Regions from separate parts of the Homo sapiens genome. Here regions 1 and 3 are each linked to region 2. A link is a loop called in an ENCODE intact Hi-C map of the cell type or tissue named here. Cell type or tissue: A673. All regions are shown on one strand. Links, peaks and the distances in the headings refer to the core of each region. The heading gives the core; the rest is flanking DNA.

Evidence for each region. Hi-C counts contacts between places; a loop is a spot of excess contacts. Peaks named below come from ENCODE experiments on the same cell type or tissue, not always from the same donor. Only the 100,000 strongest peaks of a DNase experiment are listed, where the experiment ranks them.
Region 1: it touches region 2 in a loop (13-fold over the local background); 79 of 110 quality-filtered maps call a loop at or near these places.
Region 3: a loop joins it to region 2, with 11 times the contacts of the local background. A loop is called at or near these places in 105 of 110 quality-filtered maps.

The regions. Positions count from the first base shown.
Region 1 is chr6:20,088,074-20,095,772 of GRCh38, forward strand. No RefSeq gene overlaps it. Among named protein-coding and RNA genes, the nearest start is that of MBOAT1, 120 kb to the right of the region's middle. RefSeq lists an enhancer at 4,120-4,623. In A673, for the core only: a CTCF peak has its summit at 4,141 (motif pointing right); a DNase peak (open chromatin) is centred at 4,158.
Region 2 is chr6:20,525,446-20,533,144 of GRCh38, forward strand. No RefSeq gene overlaps it. Among named protein-coding and RNA genes, the nearest start is that of CDKAL1, 5.2 kb to the right of the region's middle. In A673, for the core only: CTCF peaks have their summits at 3,095 (motif pointing left) and 3,858 (motif pointing left); DNase peaks (open chromatin) are centred at 3,086 and 3,856; H3K4me3 peaks cover 746 bases; H3K27ac peaks cover 551 bases.
Region 3 is chr6:20,287,383-20,295,081 of GRCh38, forward strand. It overlaps LOC101928573 (a long non-coding RNA gene), which reads left to right. Exons shown (of 4, transcript XR_007059489.1): 2 at 6,994-7,093. Among named protein-coding and RNA genes, the nearest start is that of MBOAT1, 79 kb to the left of the region's middle. RefSeq lists a silencer at 4,314-4,615. In A673, for the core only: a CTCF peak has its summit at 4,485 (motif pointing right); a DNase peak (open chromatin) is centred at 4,479.

The sequences.
Region 1 (7,699 bases), core at 3,175-5,674, 440 kb before region 2:
TTCAAGAATGAACTTTCAGTCTTACTGATCCTCTTTATTGACTGTTTTCTATTTCATTAACTTTTCCTCTTACCTTTATTCTCTCCTTTCTAACTTTTTGGGGAGTTTAATTTTCTTACGTGATGCTAACCTCTGAGATGAAAGTTTAGATCATTTATTTCCATACCTTGTTCTTTCCTAACATATAAATTTAAGGCTATAAATTTTAAGCATGACTTTAACAGTACCCCACCCATCTGGTTTAGTAGTAGTAGTAGCACCTTTGTCACTTTGAATCAATTATTTTAATCAATTATTTTAAAAATATTAGATCTACCTTTAATCACATTCCCTCATAAGCCTCTAAACTATTTTTTAAGTTATCTTCTTTTATTTTATCATTTTTTATTTTTTGAGACAGAGTGTCACTCTGTTGCCCAGGCTGGAGTGCAGTGGCACAATCTCGGCTCACGGCAACCTCCGTCTCCTGGGTTCAAGTGATTCTCCTGCCTCAGATTCCCAAGTAGCTGGGACTACAGGTGCGTGTCACCACACCCAGCTAATTTTTTGTATTTTTAGTAGAGACAGGGTTTCACCGTGTTAGCCAGGATGGTGTCCATCTCATGACCTCGTGATCCGCCTGCCTTGGCCTCCCAAAGTGCTGGGATTATAGGCGTGAGCCACTGTGCCCAGCCTTATCTTCATATATTAATTTGACAGAGGAGGGGGAAACTTTCAACTTCCCATTGTATAGAGGACAGGTGAGAAGGATGCGGCACACCTGCCTGTTTGGTCCCACATTCAAGCTTCATTCTTCCCACCCAAATTCCTCAGCAAGACTTCTCAGTTGATTACTCCCTTCTCTGAGCCTCTGTAGTATTTGACGTCCGCTTTACTCATTTTGACACTTGACAATAAGCCTTCTTACTGTGCTACTTTTTCAGGTGTGCACGGATTTTCAATCAACCTATTGTGATAAGAAGAGGTACTAGATCCTTACAAATATTTTGCGTCTCCGTTAGCATGTTGCATGGTGCTAGATGTGTGAATCACAGTCGGTAATCACGTAAGACACAGGCAGAGCAGGTGTATGGGTAGAGGGGACAGGGCTAGCGTGCCCTGCCCACATACTCTCAACACTCATGTTTCCTGTGCAGGCAGCAGCTTCTTACTGCAATCCTCTACAACTGCGCCAAGGGGCTCTCTCCAACTGCTGAGCATGCTTTTCCTACCTCCAGGACATTCTATGATGCTGGGAGTTGTGTCAGTGACAAACGAGAGTTGGTCCATGAGCACCCCAGCCTCCTCTTCTCTCCAGTGGAATGAATGAGGTGTGCTCTGTGCAGTCTCACAGAGTTACCTGGTGTGCTGAGCCCCAGAGCCCACAGTGGTCATCTGCTAATCAATGCACTCTGCATTAGCATCCGTCCCTTCCCTGCCTCACCTCCCCATTCCAAATGCTTCCTGAGATCACTTCCCAAACAAACTACTTTTACTTAAATTCAATCCTCATCTCAGGGTCTACATATGGGGAAATAACCCAAGACTGTCTGTCGGCCTTTCCTTCTCTCTAAAGGGATTATCCATCATTCGGAGATTAACAAAGCTTAAAAAACAATTTTTTTCTGTTTCTTACTTTTTCTGCTTCCCAATTTTATTTACATGACCAAAACAAACAAATTTTAAATACAAGTTATAAGTTATTCAAGTAGCACAAGAAGAATTTTTGGCATAATTATTTATTTATTTATTTATTTATTTTGAGATGGAGTCTCGCTGTGTCATGCAGGCTGGAGTGCAGTGGCATGATCTTGGCTCACTGCAACCTCCATCTCCCAGGTTCAAGTGATTCTCCTGCCTCAGGCTCCCGAGTAGCTGGGATTACAGGTATGTGCCACCATACCTGGCTAATTTTTGTATTTTTTGTAGAGATGGGGTTTCACCATGTTGGCCAGGCTGGTCTCCTGGCCCCAAGTGATCCGTCTGCCTCGGTCTCCCAAAGTGCTGTTACTAAAGGTGTGAGGCACCGTGCCCTGCCAATATAATTCTTAAAATGAACTTGAGCAGTTTGGCGACGCCTGACCTAAGTCCTAGGGGAAAGCCCAGGGTTTCGATTCTGTTGCCATCACTTACTGTGGGTGTGTCCATGGGAAACTCACTCAAGTTATTCAGGCCTCAGGTTCCTAATTTTAAAACGGATAGTAACATCTGGTTCCACTAACTTTAGATTGTTGGTTTGGGAAACAAAGGAAATAATGTAAGAGAAAGCACTTTATAAACTGAATTACAAACAAAACGTGGGATGAAATAGAGTGTCACCTCTTTTCATGAGGTTCTGGAACTAGTCTTGCAGTGTTTAGAAAACTAATCACAAGAAAGAGAAAAAATGAAGGGAGGAAGGAAAGAATAGACTTGCCTAAAAGATAGGTTGTTTCGAAATATTTTCCCCCACGATGGTAAGACATAAACTCAATCTGTGAATTTTATCCAAGTCCCAGGTTTTGTTGAGAAACAAGTGAGCTGGGAAGGAAGAACTAGAAAGATTAATTCACTGCATTGCTTGGCCTAGTAACCATGGGCCAGAAGAGAACCTATGCCTACTTCACACTTCCGTGTGTGAACAAGGCATGTTATTTATTGTGTCTGCTAGGCACAGAGTGAAGACTTCAATATTTGCCAGAATGTTTGTGCTTCTTTCTAAATTCAGAAACTTGCCTAAATGGCTGGACGCAGTGGCTCAGGCCTGTAATCCCTGCACTTTGGGAGACTGAGGTGGGCAGATCACCTGAGGTCAGGAGTTCGAGACTACCCTGGCCAACATGGCAAAACCCTGTCTCTACAAAAAATACAAAAATTAGCTGGTTGTGGTGGCGCACGCCTGTAATCCCAGCTACTTCGGAGGCTGAGGCAGGAGAACTGCTTGAACCCAGGAGGTGGAGGTTGCAGTGAGCTGAGATCACATCACTGGCACTCTAGCCTGGGCGACAGAGTGAGACTCCATCCTTCCGCTCCCCTACCTCCCCGCCCGCAAAAAAAAACTTGCCTAACTGCTCCAACCATAAAACTGAAATGTCAGTGGTGGAAGATAACATATAAAACACCTGTATTTTCCTTTAAGTCATTCAGAACTTATTACCTAGGAAACAAAATACTACAAAGTTATAGGCCAAAAAATAAGTGTTGAGAAGCTCACTACTGGAAATAAAGAGGTTCAGAAGAGTGTGAAGAAAAACATCAAATTATGGAATGTTAGAAGCAGAAGCAACCATGCTGGTCAGCTTATTTAATACCCACCTTTTACACACAAGAAACTTGATCTCCAAAGAACTTATATGACCCCATATCACAATGACCTATTTCCACTATATCATCATTTGAGAATTCTGTCAGCTTCATAACTCATATTATGGTTTAACTCATTTAATCCCCACAATTCTGAAGAGTAATTATAATTGCTAGCATTCCTCCTAAGAAGAAAAGTATTCAGAGCCGGTTGCTCACTTTTTTTATGGTCACACAGCATGTAGAGGCAGAAATTTGCCTTAAATGAAGCTATTTTGCCTTCAGCATCTCTGCTCCTTGGAGTTTACACACCCTCCTGTGTGCTTTTTTCCTACAGTGGAGAGAGGACAGGGCAGGGAAACAATTCATTATTTGACCCTATAGCAATAGGGTCATTAAAATCTGACCTTTACTCCGAAAGACTATCATTTACTGTTCAAAAGAAACACCAGACAGTGACTCACGCCTGTAATCCCAGCACTTTGGGAGGCTGAGGCGGGCTGATCACGAGGTCAGGAGTTCGAGACCAGCCCGGCCAATACAGTGAAACCCTGTCTCTACTAAAAAATACAAAAATTAGCCTGGCATGGTGGCACACACCTGTAGTCCCAGCTACTCAGGAGGCTGAGGCAGGAGAATCGCTTGAACCCAGGAAGCGGAGGTTGCAGTGAGCCGAGATCATACCACTGCACTCCAGCCTGGGCGACAGAGCAAGACTCCATCTCCAAAACAAACAAACAAAAAAAAACCAGAGGTTAAAGTGGCAATTGCTAAGCATTCTAAGCATTCAGAGTGTGAATGAACAAATGAATGAATGAACAAATGAATGCTTGACTTCCTAATTCAACATGGAAATCATCAGAAATTACCTCACATGGCCACAAGATGTCACTACTTCACACCACTTCAGAAAAATCACATTCTAAGTCAAGAATTTTAGATCCTTTGGACAGAGGGAATTTCTTGTTCCTCATTGAGAAAGGCTTAGTTATTTTGCATGTGTTTTGGGACTGCTTCCTTGTTTTCTCTTAAGTCTATCTACCTCAAGAGATACTGCAAAACGTAGACTTTAAATGAAGGCTGAGGCTGAATGCTCTTAAGCTGGGAAGCATTAATCAAGAAGTCAATCACTCACCTGTTTCCAGGGACTTCTCAGCAAAAACAAAGGCAGGATTGACACTTTGACTACTCTGTTACCCTGCTCTGTTTGCAAAGCTTTCTCTCAGCACTTTCTTGTAATTCTACCTCTCTCATTGCTTCAGATTCACAAAAAAACAGTGATTCAGCAACATCCAAAAGGCAGCACACTGGGGTTTTAAATAGTGCTTTCTTCTTGAAATGTTTGCCTCACACCTTCCTTACCGGGAATAAGGTTCAAATTACTGCAGTGAGTTTACATAAGCTATTAATGCATTTAATTATTCAGTTCAGGGCTGTCCTGGGCTTATTGGTATTTTTTTTTAAGTATCATGAGACTCCAGTTTGCAAATCATCATTTCAAGTTCTTAAAAGTTTTTATACACCAAAATAATGTTAACCAAGCTTGATATTTCAACTTCAGCTATATTTAACATTGATAAAATAAACTTCAAATTTATTTTGATGGAAATATTTTATTCATGAGATCAACTGATGCTTGTAGATTGATTTTTAACAGTCCTAGAAAGTTTTAGAGTTTGATGTATTTTATTGGCATTCTCTATTAGATTCCCCTTCCTAACATTTCTTATTGAAATTGTTGATAAATAATCTTCATCAATTAGCCATTCAAGTTTGATGGGGCTGAGAAGGAAGGAAGCTCATTCATAAAAAGAAGCTGCTTGGTGGGTTTGGGGATCATTCAACTTTATAGGCCAAAAAAGCTGTTTTGCCTTAAAGGTCCATATTTCACACCACTTCAGAAAAATCCCATTCCAAGTCAAGAATTTTAGATCCTTTGGACAGAGGGAATTTCTTGTTCATCATTGAGAAAGGCTTAGTTATTTTGCATACGTTTTGGGACCACTTCCTTGTTTTCTCTTAAATCTACCTCAAGAGATACCGCAAAAAATGTAGACTTTAAATGAAGCCTGAGGCTGAATGCTCTAAAGCTGGGAAGAATTAATCAAGAATTTCTGGTGATTTCCATGTTGAATTAGGAAGTCGAGCATTCATTTATTTGTTCATTCATTCATTCACACTCTGAATGCTTAGAATGCTCAGCAATCGCCACCTTAACTTCTTAGGAAGAACAAATACATCCCATTTACTGAGAGGCTAAACAAACAGTCACTCGCCAGGCAAAGGGTTAAACGGTTCAGAGAAGGAGGCCTCAATCTCCACATTGTGATGGACTATACAATATGTAAAAGTCATTTCTTACTAGCAATAGTTTAAAGAGTTAAGGTTTGCAAGTGATTTTCCACTTAAAATTAAATAAATTACCTAACCGCATTCAAGTCAACCCCCATTACAACTTCACTGGATTTCATTCCTTGCTATGCTCATTAGAGCAGGAGAGAAAGAGACGGGAGATTTCATGGCATGTGGACATTCTCATCCTGTAAAGTTAAATGGAAAATTAAAATTCCAAACTCTATAGGAAGCATTAGACTTTTCCACAGATAAATGCCGATACCAAAGAACAACCAGAAATATAAAACAACAAAACAAAACAAACCTTCAACACAAAAACTAGAAATAAAATGCCAACAGGGGCTGGGATTATAGATGCCTTATTCCTTTTCTGTATTTTCAAATTTTTCTAAAAGGAATATATTTTTTAAATAAAGCAGCAGAAACCAAATGCCCAACCATTAGGGGACTGCTTTTCAAAATTATAGCACATTTATTTACACACTATTATGCAGCCATCAAAAACAACTTTTAGGAAGTTTCTGCAATAATATGGAGAAATGCTTATGATGTAAAACATTTGCAACAACTTGAAAAGCTCGATGCAGGGCACAGAATTTCTCTGAAAGGCCACATAAGAAGATAACACTGGCTGCATCCAGATGATGAAAACAGAGAGCTGAAGGTAGGCCTAGCAGGGAGAATTACTTTTTTTTGAGACAAGTCCCACTCTGTCACCCAGGCTGGAGTGCAATGGCACAAACTCGGCTCACTGCAACCTCCGACTCCCAGGTTCAAGTAATTCTCCTGCCTCAGCCTGCTGAGTAGCTGGGATTATAGGCGTGCAACACCATGCCCGGCTAATTTTTGTATTTTTTAGTAGAGACGTGGTTTCATCATGTTGGTCAGGCTGGTCTTGAACTCCTGACCTCATTATCCACCCACCTCAGCCTTCCAAAGCGCTGGGAGTACAGGAATGAGCCACCGCACCTGGCCTGAGAATTACATTTCTCTATACATTTTTTCTCACTGATCCAATTGGCAAAACATAAGAGTCTGCTAATACCAAGTACTGATGAGAATGTGGACAAAGAAAAACTGTTACACATTTTGGGGAAAGAAAAAACGCATACAACCAGCTGGAGAACAAGAGCACCCGAGCAAGCTGAGAGTGCATTTCTTTACACTAAGATCCTGCAATGCCACTGCATGATGTCCACCCTGTCACCAGAGAAATACAAAAGAACGTTCACCATAGCACAGTTTATTACCACAGAAACAGCAAGAACCACTAAAGGTCTCTATGGGTTGAACTGTATCCTTCCTGAATTCATATGTTGAAGTCCTAACCCCCAGGACTTCAGAATGTGAATGGATACAAGGTCTCTGAAAAGGTAAATAAGTTAAAATGAGGTCATTAGGGTGGGCTTTAATCCAATATGACTGGTGACCTTATAAGTAGAGGAGATGGTCAAGCATGGTGGCTCATGCCTGTAATCCCAGCACTTTGGGAGGCCAAGGCAGGCGGATCGCCTAAGGTCAGGAGTTTGAGACCAGCCTAGCCAACATGGCAAAACCTGTCTCTACTAAAAATACAAAAAAATTAGCCGGATATGGTAGCGGGCGCCTGTAATCCCAGTTGCCTGGAAGGCTGAGGCAGGAGAATCCCTTGAACCCAGGAGGTGAGGTTGCAGTGAGCCAAGATTGCACCACTTCACTGCAGCCTGGGTGACAGAGCGAGACTCCGTCTCAAAAAAAAAAAAAAAAAAAAAAAAGGAGATTAGGACAAGACACACAGAGGGAAGACCATGTGAGGACACAGTAGGGAGACAGCAGCCACAAGCCAAGAGGAGAGGCCTCAGAAGAAACCAAACTTGCTGACACCTTGATCTCAGACTTCTAACCTCCAGAACCATGAGACAATGTTTATGTTGTTTAAGCCATGCGGCTTGTGGTACTTGGTTATGGCAGGGCTAGCCAGTTCATCGGGAGGAGCACAGATGAATACATTCTCAGTTATACAGACAATGAGACACTACATAGTCTCTAACAGAACCACTAACTACCAAAAGCTGTAAAAGACGGAAGTCCAGTATGGACTCCC
Region 2 (7,699 bases), core at 1,923-4,422:
ACTATCTCAAGGACAGAAAACCAAACACCACATGTTCTCACTCACAGGTGGGAACTGAACAATGAGAACACTTGGACATGGGGTGGGGAACATCACACACTGGGGCCTGTAGTGGGGTGAGGGGAGGGGGAGGGATAGCATTAGGAGAAATACCTAATGTAAATGATGATTTGATGGGTGCAGCACACCAACACGGCACATGTATACATATATAACAAACCTGCACATTGTGTACATGTACCCTAGAACTTAAAGTATAATAATAAAAAAAAAATTAGCACCTGGGGAAGGTGGGTGAAGGCTATACATGAATTAATTGGAATACTTTTGCCACTTAAAATCTGAAATTATTTCAAAATGAAAGGTTAAAGAAAATTTAAAACTTAAAAACACTGAACTCCTGATCACCTCCATTTCTACTCCCAAACCTGCTCCACCTGCAATCTTTTCCATCTCCATGGATGGCAATTTCATTCTTCTTGTCCAGGCCAGAACATTTAAAGTCATCTTTTATGTCTTTTTTGCCCTCCTACCTCAATTCCAATCTACAAGACATTTTATGGGCTTTGTCTTTCCATATGTCCAGTATCAAATCACTTCTCATCACCTCTCTTGCTGCCTCCCAGTCCAGGACATTGTCAGTGCTTGCCTGGATTATTGCAACAGCTTTCTAATCAGCCTCCTTGATCTACTTCTCTTCTCCTAATGCTCTAATGGTTCTCATTTTATTCAGAGTAAAAGTCAAAGTTCTGACTATAGCCTATGAGGCCCTACATGTTTCCTTCACTTTCTACGCGATCTAGTTTTGATCTCCTCTTTTACTACTCACTCACTCACTTGATTCAAACCACTCTGATCTACATTTTTAGAGACATAGTCTTGCTCTGTCACCCAGGCTGGAGTGCAGTGGTGCGATCATAGCTCACTGCAGCCTTGACTTCCCCGGGCTCAAGGGATCCTTCTGCCTCAGCCTCCTGAGTAGCTGGGAATATAGGCACATACCACCATGCCCAGCTAATTTTTAAATTGTTTGTAGAGGTGGGGTCTTGCTGTGTTGCCCAGGCTGGTCATGTAACCTGCTGTTTTTCAAACAGGTCAGGTATGCTCCTACCTGAAGGCTTTTCCACTAGGTGGCCCCTTTTCCTTGAATGCTCTTCCCCCATACATTCTTTGGCTGACCCCGTCACATTTTTTGAGCCTTTACTTAAACGTCTTTTTCTCAATAAGCCTACTCTGACCACCATCTTTAAAAACTGCAAGGCCTGATTCTGCTTTTTCTTAATCTGCTGTAATTTTGTGGCCATCTTTATCACCTTTCAATGCACAATACAATCTTCATATGATATTTCTTGTGTTTTGTCTATCTCTACCTATTAGTATATAAACTTTTTTCTTTCTTTCTTTTTTTTTTGTTTTTGAGACAGTCTCGCTCTGTTGCCCAGGCTGGAGTGCAGTGGCACGATCTCCGCTCACTGCAGCCTCTGCCTCCTGGGTTCAAGCAATTCTCTGCCTCAGCCTCTTGAGTAGCTGGGATTACAGGCATGCACCACCACGCCTGGCTAATTTTTGTATTTTTGGTAGAGACGGGGTTTCACCATGTTGGCCAGGCTGGTCTTGAATTCCTGACCTCGTGATCCACCCGCCTCAGCCTCCCAAAGTGTTGGGATTACAGGCGTGAGCCACTGTGCTCGGCCGCATATAAATTCTTAAAAGGGGAATGATATTGTCTGTTTTATTTTTTGAGCATTTAGAACAGTACTTGGTATACTGTATATACTCAATAAATACATTATTATGTAACTCAATAAGTTTGCAATGTATGAGTCATATATTACTGAAGGACAGAGAAAACAACGCATGTCTTCTACCCACAGATAATTATAAGCAATCAGGGAGTTAGACAACAGATGCGAATTCTTATTTTTTTAATCATTAAGAGAATATGTAACAGCAAGAAGTTTAGCCAGCACTCTTCTGGTTGCAAGTCATAGAAATCCACTCAAATTAGTTTAAGAAAAGAAGAGAAGGATTTACTTGTTAACATAACTGAATAGCACAAAAAGAAAGCTAGCTCCAGGCGTGCTGGGTATAGGGGCCTTACAATTGTCCTTGGAACTTATTGATTTCTCCCTTCATCTCTCAACTCTGCTTTCCTCTGAAAGAGCTTTGGTAGGCCGGGCGTGGTGGCTCACATCTGTAATCCCGGCATTTTGGGAGTCCGAGGCGGGTGGATCATGAGGTCAGGAGATCGAGACCATCCTGGCTAACACGGTGAAACCCCGTCTCTACTAAAAATACAAAAAATTAGCCAGGCGTGGTGATGCATACCTGTAGTCCCAGCTACTCGGGAGGCTGAGGCAGGAGAATTGCTTGAACCTGTGAGACGGAGGTTGCAGTGAGCCGAGATTGTGCCACTGCACTCCAGCCTGGGCAACAGAGCGTGACTCTGTCTCAAAAAAAAAAAAAAAAAATAGCTTCAATCTCAGGCCGGTGCTCTCCTTGTGGTAGTCCTGGAAGCTTCTGCCTCAGAATTTCACAGTTGACCGACAACCCCGAATTCACGCTGGCCTGGTGTTGGTTGCATTCCCTGTGATGTTCTCATTTCTCTGGCTTGGGCTACAGGGCACTTGTACAACCCCCAAAACACTTGTACTGAGAGTGGGAGAGTGAACAGATAAAATTAATTATAGAATTGAACCAAACATATCTGTGTAAGTTGATAGAGTAGAATAGATGATAGTAAAGCTGAAAGAGGAGGTTCAAGCCTGTAATCCCAATATTTTGGGAGACTGAGGCGGGAGGATCACTTGAGCTAGGAGTTTGAGACCAGCCTGGGTAACAGCAAGACTTTGTCTCTACCAAAAATTAAGAAAATTAGCTAGGATTGGCGGTGTGCACACCTATAGTCCCAGCTACTTGACAGGCTGAGGTGGGCAGGCCGCTGGAGCCTGGGAGGTCGAGGCTGCAGCAAGCCGTGACAGCACTACTGCATGCCAGCCTGGGTGACAGAGCCAGACCCTGTCTCAGAAAAAAAAAAAAAAAAAAAAAAGTTAATAGAAGTATAGCACTCTGACCCCTAGTGGTTAAATTATGCAGAGAAAAATTCAGGACTTGTCCAAAGACAACAGGAGGTTGATTTATTTCACATTATGTTCCTGTATGATCTTTTTATCAGTTTATTTAAGAGCATCAGCTTTCTTCCCTTTTATTCTCCACATTGAAGTATCCATCCATTTGGGGCAATTTTTCCTTTCACATATATCTAGTATTTCTCTCGCCGCCCGCCCCCCCCAATTCCTCTGCTGTTACCATATTTCTTCTTGGGTTCATCCAACACCTGAAAAATCTTCCTAAAAAACTGTTCAGTTGGCCAGGCACAGTGGTTCAGGGCTGTAATCCCAGCACTTTGGGAGGCCGAGGCGGGCGGATCACCTGAGGTCAGCAGTTGGAGACCAGCCTGGCCAACGTGGCAAAACCCTGTCTCTACTAAAAATACAAAAATGGGCCAGGCGCGGTGGCTCAGGCCTGTAATCCTAGCACTTTGGGAGGCCGAGGCAAGTGGATCACCTGAGGTCAGGAATTTGAGATCACCCTGGCCCATGTGGGGAAACCGCGTCTCTACTTAAAAAAAAAAAAAAAAAATAGGCGGGTGTGGTGGTGGGCGCCTGTAATCCCAGGTACTCAGGAGGCTGAGGCAGGAGAATCACTTGAACCTGGGAGGTGGAGGTTGTAGTGAGCCGAGATCACACCACTGCACTCCAACCTGGGTGACAGAGCAAGACTCCATCTCAAAGAAAAAAAAAAAAAAGATAGTAGAAGTATAGCACTCTGACCCCTAGTGGTTAAATTATGCAGAGAAAATTCAGCATTTGTCCAAAGACAATAGGAGGTTATTTCACATCATGTTCCTATATGATCTTTTTATCAGTTTATTAAAGAACATCAGCATTCTTCCCTTTTATTCTCTACATTGAAGCACCCATCCATCCGGGGCAATTTTTCGTTTCTCATAGATCTAGTATTTCTCTTTTTGCCCCCCTCTATTCCTCTGCTGTTACCATCTTTCTTCTTGGGTTCATCCAACACCTGCAAAACTTTCCTGAAAAACTGTTTAGTTGGCCAGGCACAGTGGTTCAGTCCTGTAATCCCAGCACTTTGGGAGGCCAAGATAGGCGGATCACCTGAGGTCAGGAGTTCGAGACCAGCCTGGCCAACATGGTGAAACCCCGTCCCTACTGAAATTACAAAAATTGGCTGGGCACGGTGGCATGCTCCTGTAAAAAAAAAAATTAAGAGCACTTAATAGTCATACTTTTCACTTTGCTTATATGTAGCTTATATATATATAAATATAAAAATCTGTTTTAACTCTCATTCTACTAAATTCACCTAATGTTCTACATAGAAAATTTCATGTATATTGTTTATCATCTTTCAAGAGTGAATTAAGCACATGAATATTTTCTCATGAAAAGGGATATTGATTGGTACAGATGTGTATGTATAATGGCTAGTTGCTCAGATCATCAACTAAATCTAAAACATGTGTTCCAGCTGGGCTGGTGGCTCATGCATGCAATCCCAGCGCTTTGGGAGGTTGAGGTGGAGGACTGCTTGAGGCCAGGAGTTCAAGACCAGTCTGGGCAACATAGTGAGACTCTGTTGCTGCAAAAAGAGTTTTAAAATTAGTCGAGCGTGGTGGCATGCCCCTGTAGTTTCAGCTACTTGGGAGGCAGAGGTGGGGGGACTGCTTGAGCCCAGGAGTTCAAGTTTCCAGTGAGCTCTGATGGTGCCACTGTTCTCCAGCCTGGGTGACAAAGCCAGACCCTGTCTCCAAAACATAATCTTAAAAAGCAGTTCCCAATTCTTAATTTTAATTTTATTTATTTATTTTTGAGAGAGGGTCTCATTCTGCTGCCTGGACTGGAGTGCAGCGGTGTGATTTCGGCTCACTGCAAACTGGACCTTCTGAGCTCAAGTGATTCTCCCACCTCAGCCTCCCGAGTAGCTGGAACCACCATGTCCGGCTACTTTTTTGTTTGTTTTGTAGAGACAGGGTCTGGTCATGTTGCCCAGGCTGGTCTCAAACTCTTGGGCTCAAGTGAAACAACTGCCTGTGCCTCCCAAAGTGCTAGGATTACAGGCATGAGCCACCGTGCCTGGCCCCAGATTTTTATAATTTTCATATTTTATTCTTTATTGATTAGTCACTGAGAGGGTAAGAATTGTGTAACTTCTTTCTTGTCCATATTTTCTCTTCAATTTTTACTGTGAAGGCCAACATAAAATATTTAAGGCAAACAGATTTTTTTTTTTTTTTTGAGATGGAGTCTCACTGTGTCACCCAGGCTGGAGTGCAGTGGCGCGATCTCGGCTTACTGCAACCTCCACCTTCCAGGTTCAAGCGATTCTCCTGCCTCAGCCTCCCGAGTACCTGGGACTACAGGTGCCTGCCACCGCGCCCGGCTAAGTTTTGTATTTTTAGTAGAGACGGGATTTCACCATCTTGGCCAGGCTGGTCTTGAATTTGTGACCTCGTGATCCACCTGTCTCGGCCCCCTAAAGTGCTGGGATTACAGGCATGAGCCACTGTGCCCGGTCCAGGCAAACAGATTTTATTCCACTTTTCCTTGATCACTCTTTTGTTTTTTCTCTCCAATGCTTTTTCTCTATTTGAAATTTTGCACTATTGTTGCTTTCTTCTGAAGTATTCATATAGAGTTGTTAAAACAACTGAAGTCAGACTGCCTAAGCTTTAGGTTTCTTCTCTGTTAAAAGAGATAACAAGATAATAATAGCACTCCTCATTTATAGGGTTACTTATGGGTGGTTATTGGCACACATTTATAAGTGTTTGAAAAAATCTTAGCTTTACTATTATTTTATAGATTTACTTGCATTTTTAATGTTCTTGGTATACACCAATTGGTTTGTTTACTTATTACCAAATATTTATAAAGCATTTAGTGTTATATTGTTGGCTGAAAAAACAGGAACAAAATAGGATGGTGTATATTTATGAAGCTTAACTCTAATTTAAGAAACAAAGCATTATTTTTTTTTTTCTTTGAGACGGAGTCTCACTGTGTTGCCCAGGCTGGAGTGCAGTGGCGCGATCTCAGCTCACTGCAATCTCCGCCTTCCAGGTTCAAGCGATTCTCCTGCCTCAGCCTCCCGAGTAGTTGGGACTACAGGCTCATGCCACCATGCCTGGCTAATTTTTTGTATTTTTAGTAGAGACAGCGTTTTACCATGTTAGCCAGTATGGTCTTGATCTCCTGACCTCGTGATCCGCCCACCTTAGCCTTCCAAAGTGCTGGGATTACAGCCGTAAGCCATCGTGCCTGGCCTTTTTTTTTTTTTTTTAATCTTTTTGAGATGGAGTTTCGCTCTTGTTGTCCAGGCTGGAGTGCAATGGTGTAATCTCCGCTCACTGCAACCTCCACCTCCTGGGTTCAAGAGATTCTCCTGCCTCAGCCTCCTGAGTAGCTGGGATTACAGGCATATGCCACCACACCCAGCTAATTTTGTATTTTTAGTAGAGACAGGGTTTCACCATGTTGGTCAGTCTGGTCTTGAACTCTTGGCCTCAGGCGATCCACCCGCCTCGGCTTCCCAAAGTGCTAGGATTACAGGCGTGATCCACTGCACCCGGACTTACTGGTTGCTTTTCAAAGGTTGTACAGATACTATAAATATATTTAACCAATACTCTATTGAGGAGGAGCCGGAGAGGGTTTCCAGTCTTTTGCTATTGTAAGCAATGCTTAAAAAAATACTCTGGAACATAGGTCATTGTAAGCAATGCTTCAAAAAATACTCTGGAACATAGGTCATTGTAAGCAATGCTTCAAAAAATACTCTGGAACATAGGTCATTATGTATATTTCTGTAAGATAAATTCCTAGAGGTAGGGTTACTGACTTCAAAGGATTTAGACTAAAGGTGCTTAAAGAGAGAGGTTTCACCTGTTAGTTAGTTTTTGTAGCCAAAACTTGAAAACATCCTTTCTTCCTCTTTTTTCGTACCTATCAATCACCAAGTCTTGCTGCTGTTACCTCCTCAATTTGTTTAAATCTGTCCTTCCTTCCCATTCCTCCCAGCCAACAACTCAATTTAGGCTTTTACTATTTCTTCATGTCTGAAATATCGTCCTCAAACCCATTGTCCTGAGAGAATAATCTGCTCGAACACATTCATGTTGCCTACTACATACATCCAGGATTAAGTCTAATGCCTTTGAATACACAAGGTTCACCTTGATCTAGTCCCTGTGCTTCCCTTTCTCTGGTAGACTTCTCCCATCACCAGCTTCACTCTCTTTGCTTTTACACTGTGGAATAATTCATCATTTCAGGCCTCCTTGCTTTTGCTCTGGCTGACTCTCCAGCTTGGAATGCCTTCATCCATTTCCCTTACTTCACCTTTGTGTTCCTGTGCATTCATCTTTCATAGTGATTGCTATTCTCTACTGAAATGAATTTTTTCAAAATAGCCTGCAATTGCAATAGGCAGTACTTTTTTTCTTTCTTTTTAGCTCTAGCATCTATCACAGTGCTTGTGGTCATGGGGTACATACTCAGTAAAATATCTTTTACTGAACTCAACTAGATCTTGGGGGAAAAGGGGTGGAGTCATTCATTCATTCATTCATTCATTCAACATATGTTTATTGAGAAGCTATAAACATAGGCACAAG
Region 3 (7,699 bases), core at 3,175-5,674, 240 kb before region 2:
TCATAAAAGCCAAAAGCTGCAAACAATCCAAATGTGAATCAACTGATGAATGGATAAACAAAATGTGGTATATCCTTACACTGGAATGTTATTTGGCTGTAAAGAGACATGAAGTATCAGCTGGGCATAGGGGTTCATGCCTGTAATCCCAGCACTTTTGGAGGCCAAGGTGGGAGGATCCCTTGAGGCCAGTAGTTCAAGACCAGCTTGGGCAACATAGCAAGATGCTATCTCTACAAAAAAAATTTTTTTTTTTTTTTTTTGAGACAGAGTTTTGCTCTTGTTGCCCAGGCTGGAGTGCAATGGCGCGATCTCGGCTCACCACACCCTCCGCCGCCCAGGTTCAAGCAAATCTCCCACCTCAGCCTCCCGTGTAGCTGGGATTACAGGCATGCGCCATCATGCCTGGCTAATTTTTTTTGTATTTTTAGTAGAGACGGGGTTTCTCCATGTTGGTCAGGCTGGTCTCGAACTCCTGACCTCAGGTGATCCGCCCACCTCGGCCTCCCAAAGTGCTGGGATTACAGGCATGAGCCACCGCGCCCGGCCCAAAAAAAATTTTTTAATTAACCTGGTGTGGTGACACATGCCTATAGTCCTAGCTACTGAGGAGGCTGAGGCAAGAGAGCCCCTTGAGCCTCAGAGTTCGAAGTTACAGTGAACTATGATCATGCCACTGTACTCCAGCCTGGGCAACAGAACGAGACTCTGTCTCAAAAAAAAAAAAAAAAAATGAAGCATTGACACATGCCACAACATGAATAACCTGGAACATATTATGCTCAGCTACAGAATACAAATACAAATACAGAATACAAATACAAAAGGACACATACTGCATGATTCCATTTATATGAAATGTCCAGAATAGGTAAATCCATAGAGATAAAAAACAGACTAATGGTTGCCAGGTGCTGGGAGAACGGGGAAATGGAGAGTACATTTGTTTCTCAGGGCTGCCATAACAAACTACCACAGACTGGATGGCTTAAAACAACAGAAATGTATTGTCTCTCAGTTCTGGAGGCTAGAAGTGCTAAATCTAAGATATCAGCTGTGCTATCTCCGGAGGCTCTAGGGGAGACTCTTTCCTTCCCCACTTCTAGCTTCTGGTGGCTCCTGGCAAACCTTGGTGTTCCTGGGCTTGCAGCTGCATCCCTCCAATCTCTTTCTCTATTTTCTTTCTTTCTTTCTTTGAGATGGAGTTTCACTCTTGTTGCCCAGGCTGGAGTGCAAGGGTGCGATCTCAGCTCACCGCAATCTCTGCCTCCCAGGTTCAAGTGATTCTCCTGTCTCAGCCTCCCAAGTAGCTGGGATTACAGGCATGCACCACCATGCTCGGCTAATTTTTGTATTTTTAGTAGAGACAGGGTTTCTTCATGTTAGTCAGGCTGGTCTCGATCTACTGACCTCAGATGATTCACCCACCTTGGCCTCCCAAAGTGCTGAGATTACAGGCATGAGCCACTGCGCCCAGCCTTCTCTATTTTCACGTGGTCTTCTTCTCCGTGTGTCCTCTCCCCTCTATAAGGACACTCATTACTGGCTCAAGGGCCCATGCTAATCCAGTATGACCCCATCTTAACTAATTACATGTGCAAAGACCTTATGTCCAAACATGGTTACTTTCTGAGGTTCCAGGTAGATGTGAATTTGTGGAGGACACTGTTCAATCCACTATAGAGTGACTGCTAACAGTTAAAGTTTCTTTTAGAGGTTATGAAAATGTCCTAAAATTGACTGTGGTGATGATAGCACATATCTGTGAATATACTAAAAAACATTTAATTATATACTCTAAATAGGGGAATTGTGTGGTATGCAAATTATATCTCAATAAAGCTATCTAAAATGCAAAAAGAATTAAGATTCAACAAACCCCCAGTAGAACATCTAAGAGATATACAGGAAGAAGAGGGAAAATTATCCCAGAAGGAAGATCTGAAAGTAAGAAGAAACAGTTAGTATGAGCTGGAATTTAAGTCCTGTATGTCAGATACTTCATTTTGCTCACTGTTGAGTCAGGCCTATAGTAACTGTTCAAAAAATATACGTTTGATAAACAGTTTGATGTGCAAACAAATTAGTAAATAGAGGCACAAATAGAAATAAATATCTTTATTGAATAATAATGTTGAATTTTGTGATTAGAAAATAAGATATAACGAAAATACCAGACAATAGCATTGTAAGCTGGAAGAGTACGGCCAAAGCTAGAGCAATGAAAGGTCTTGGAATTTTTGAAACATAGGCTAAAGATATGGAATAATTTTGGACTTCATAAGTTAAATGTGCATGAAAAACATTTCAAAAGTAACCATTACGAGAATAAAGAGGGTATATAACTTCCTAGCTAATTAAGCAAAAACTTGGGGGAAAAAAAGCTCAATCCAATAGAATGCTGGAAATGAGAAAACTATAGACAAAGTGGAACATTTAGAAAGCAAAAAGAGAGAGAGGACAGAAAAATTCAAACACACCAGAAATAGATTTTTCTATTTAATCTTTTATCTTATAATTGTTATTATTTTTTTGAGACAGGGTCTCGCTCTGTCACCCAGACTGGAGTGCAGTGGCACAATCACAGCTCAACCTCTCGGCTCAAGCCATCCTCCCACCTCAGCCTCCTGAGTAGCTGAGTAGCTGGGATCACAGGCATGTGCCACCACACCCAGCCAATTTTTTTTATTTTTATTTTTAATAGAGGTGGGGTTTCATTATGTGGCCCAGGCTAGTCTAGAACTCCTGGGCTCAAGCAATCTGCCTGCTTCGTCCTCCCAGAGTGCTGGGATTACAGGTGCGAGCCACTGCATCCGGCCAGAAATAGATTTAAATAGCCTAAATCTTCCATTTAAAAGACAGATTGTTATATTAGATTAAAAGCAAATCCAGCTAAATGTTACTTAAAGATACATACCTAAAACGTAAGAAGACAGAAAGACATTTATAGACAGTGCAGCCCAAACTCTTAACCCAAACCCTAGAGCCAAATGTGTTTCAAATTCAGATTAATTTAAGAAATTAATATAGGGTCTATGTTATACATTAACACAGTGGAGTTTGAGGCAGCACCCCATAATCAAACACAGTAATATTTCTGAAAGAAACATAAATATTCACACTAAGTAGAATAAATAAGACTATAGTGTTACATTGGCATAGATCAGGTTTTGCTGCCAAAAGAATTATAAAAATAACTTTGTTTTCCAAGCTTTTTGGTTTTCAGAACTGCAGATATGGAATCACAGACCTGAACCAGGCAAATATTAGCCAAAAGAGAGCTGGCGTACTCATGGAATATCAAACAAACGAGCTTCTCAGGAAAACAACATTATTAGGGTTTACCTTACGTGAAAGTGTTTGCCAGAGCCTCAACTCTCCAGGAAGATATAATTCCATATTTATAGACTTTATTGATATAGCCTCCAAACATATGAAGACAAATTGATAATATAAGGAAATCTGGGTGTACACACCAAATCATTTTCAATTTATTATTTTCTGCCTGTTCCATATTTCAGTGTGTGTCTTGTCTTCCCAGCTACACTATAATAAATAAGCGATGAGCGGGTGGGGAGGCAGGAGGGAAGGGAGCTTTCGTGCAATGACTTCCGCAAAAGGCTCTGGCCCAGCTTACATACTCATTGACTCCTTTGAGTTACCTGACCCTACAAAGTGGGAATTGTTGTCTTTTTGTTGCAACAAGAGAGATTAAATAATTTGCCTAAAGTCACAGTAAGTGTCAGAGTTTAGATTTAAGTTCAGTTCTCTTTGACTCCAAAGATCCAAAACCTTTTCAGTGTATCATAAAATAAGCCTGAGACGTTGACCCTTGATTTAGTGAAATTAAAATGGCAGCCATTATATATGACGGATTGCAATCAGGAGTAGGGTCTCCGCATACCATCCATGATCATTTTCCAGGAGGCATAGTATCAAGTGTCCATGCATGAGCGACACATGCTGAGAGCTTACACAATCATTCTACATCACCTCCAAACCTCATTTTCCCACTGACCTTCAGACAGCTTCTGAATGAGAGGAATTCAAAATCCCAAGACATTCTGTTATTTCTCATCCTTAAACATACATTTTTTATGCTTTTAACACAAAAATGGGGAGTTTTCTGGATAAGGAGTGAACTTCGAATTTAAAATGTAAAGCCTTTTTAAACCTATTTAAATTTTTTTCTATTTCCATTCGCTAATTATCCTCCATAAAATAGAAAGAGAAAATAATTATAACTAAAATTGGTCACAGTAACAGCAGTGGGCATAAAAATACACGGTCAAAAAATAAAGTCTAGAAATAAAAACAACACATTTGCCCTTATGTTTAAAGAACATCAGAGACTACTCAAGAACTAGGATCATGCAGGGAGTACTTCTCCTCACCCCGGATGTCAGGGAATGCTCTGTACAAAACACTGTTCCCGTCTCACAAAGCATCTTGAAGATGGAGACGTGCATACTCACAGTTCACCACAAGAGGGCGGTCATCAAAAGGGAAAGGTCACCCTGCCCTAAGCCCACACCGGAAGGGTGAATCCATGTTTAAGGAGGTTGAAGGTATTTTTATAATCATGGGCTGCTCCTGGAATTGATAAAACACGATCCAAATTAAGATCTGCTTTTCTTCAGTACTATTTTTATGTTGTTAATCCCATTTCAATAATAAATTCTTAGAGATAGTGTATAAAGAATAACAAATTTTCCTGTCTATAGAGTAAAATAGAAGCCACATGAACTACCCACACAAGGCAATTCCAGTGTCAGCAGTAAATGGATTTTATTTTCGGTAAACTTTGCTGAAAAGTGGAGACTAAAAGGGATTCAACCTGCATATACCTTTTTTAAAAATGTGAATTTAAGCCTTGTATTCCTTATAAACTATTGAGAAGTGAAAATGAGTTTACATTCCAGTTTTATTATCTTTTCAAAGGGTGCAAGTATAGCAGCAGTCTTAGCCTCTTTATCAACCCATATCGTCAGCACTAGGTTGCTCTTGCATAACTCATTCTTTCAAATGGCTTCCACTGACAAATGCAACCCACAGATCTGATCTTTTCAATGTACCAGCCAACCAAGAATCTGCCGAGCTTCTTGGCACCAGCCAACTAGGACGTGGCCAGAGCAGGCTCTGGGGTCTATGTGTCTGGGTTTGAACCCTGGCTCCAATTCTTAGTAGCTATGTGTAACCATGGGTCAGTCTCTTACTCTGCCAGTCTCTTTCCTTATCTGTAAAATGGGAATAATAATAGTACCTGCTCCATAAAGCAGTTGTAAAGATTCAGTGATATACATAATGTAAAGCAGCAGTCCCCAGTTGCTGTGGCATCAGGGATTGCCTTCTTGGAAGACAATTTTTCCCCAGATGGGACGGGGAGGGGGTTGGTTTCAGAATTATTCAAGCTCATTACATTTATTGGTGCACTTTGTTTCTATTATTATTACATTGTAGCATATGATGAAATAATTATACAACTCACTATAATGTAGAATCAGTGGGAGCCCTGAGCTTGTTTTCCTGCAACTAGATGGTCCCATCTGGGAGTGATGGGAGACAGTGACAGATCATCAGGAATTAGATTCTCATAAGGATTCTCACAACCTAGATCCCTCACATGCGCAGTTCTTAATAGGATTCATGCTCTTATGAGACTCTAATGCCACTGCTGATGTGACAGGAAGCAGTGCTCACATGGTAATGTGAGTGATGGGGAGTGGCTATAAATACACATGCTTTGCTCACTCACCTTTGGCTCACCTCCTACTGCGCAGCCCTATTCCTAACAGGCCACTGATGGGTACCAGTCCATGGCCCCATGGTTGGGGATGCCTGATTTAAAGCACATGGCAAAATATGTAGTCTCAGAATATGCTCAGTAAATGTTAATTAGCATGGTTTACTTATTCACAAATATTTATTGAGCACCTAGGATGTGCGGAGTATTCTGGGTGCTTGCAACTTAACTATAAACAAAATAGTTAATGATCCCTGCCCTTAAGGGCTTGCATTCCAGCAAAAGGAGGTAGACGGTAAACAACAGGTGTTCTAAGTGACTAAAGCATCCTAGCAGGCAAGAAGACAGTAAATGCTGTGAAAAAGAAAAGAACCAACAGGCTATAGAGACTTGGGAGGGGTGGTTACAGTTTTAAACAGGTTGGTCAGGTGGGCCTCATGCAGAAGGTATGGCTTGTATAAAGAAGTGGAAAAGGTTTGGGAGTACCATGTAGCCGTGGGGGAAAGAGCAATTCTTTTTTTTTTTTTTAGACAGAGTTTCGCTCTTGTTGCCCAGGCTGGAGTGCAATGATGCGATCTCGGCTCACTGCAACCTCTGCCTCCCAGGTTCAAGTGATTCTCCTGCCTCAGCCTCCCAAGTAGCTGGAATTACAGGCATGCACCATCATGCCAGGCTAATTTTGTATTTTTAGTAGAGACGGGGTTTCTCCATGTTGTTCAGGCTGGTCTTGAACTCCTGATCTCAGGTGATCCTCCCGCCTCGGCCTCGCAAAGTGCTGGGATTACAGGTGTGAGCCACTGCGCTGGCCCGGGAAAGAGCATTTCAAGCAAAGGGAACAGTCAGTTCAAAGGCTCTGCAACCAGAGTGTGCCTGCTTGTTCTAGGAATGGCAAAGGAGCGCAGAGCAGCTGGGGTGAAGAGAACATCTCCAAACTGGATGACCCATTCTCTAATCATACATCTCCGCCCACCTTTTTGATCAGTGTTCTCTGTTTATTGATGCTAAATTCTTCCAAGATAACTCTAAAATCACTGTTTTAACCCTACTCTACTTCATTCCTTAAATTCTAGTCTTTTTTTTTTTCCTCTCTTTTTAGTGTCTTTGGATTTAGCCCTTTCTTTCCATCTCCTCTGTCATGACAGAGACAGATTAGGGCCTGTCCCAGGACAAAAAAGTGCATGGTGCCCTTCTTTATAAGTTACAAAGGTCTGTAAAACCTGTAATGAAAGCTGAGGGTTTCTCATTTTTAGGTGCCCCAGCTTTGTCCCTGAATATGTGCTTAATCTGCCAGCCAGGGATCCAGAAGCACCATCTCCCTGTCTGCATTCTGATCACCCACCTCACTTCCAGGTTAGTGCAATTATTTCTTAAAGAGTTTTCCCCTTCGGTACCTCCCAGCTATAATCTATACAACACTATACAATCAGAACTTTCTGATTGACCTAAGATTTGCATTCACTAGTCATCTCTGTATTTAGGGACTTATAATGACCATTTATTACTTACCAGATAAAGTCTTAATTGCAATGCCTGTCCTCATACTTATGAACAACTCGAGGTCAAAAACCTAGTTTTAAACTTCTTTTGTAATCTTAGAAATGCTTAGCAGGATGGATGATACATGTAAACACGCAACGCTTTTTGGATTGATATGAACAGGAAAGACAATTGAAAGAACAAAAGTGAAACTCACAAACTGTCAAGTTCTTCCAGCTCTGAGGACCATATTGATTACTGAACATAATACAAATTCAACTTACATACTAAAAGATTTACTCTTTATAGTGTATCAATCTCTGAGTTTTGACTAATGCATATGGTAATGTACCCACCATCGTAATCAAGATATAGATCAGTTCTATCCCTCTGTGTCTAAACATCTCCTGGTGTCCCTTCGTAGCCAGTACCTCCGCCTGACTCTGGCAATCATTGATCTGTTTTTTTGTACCTATAGAT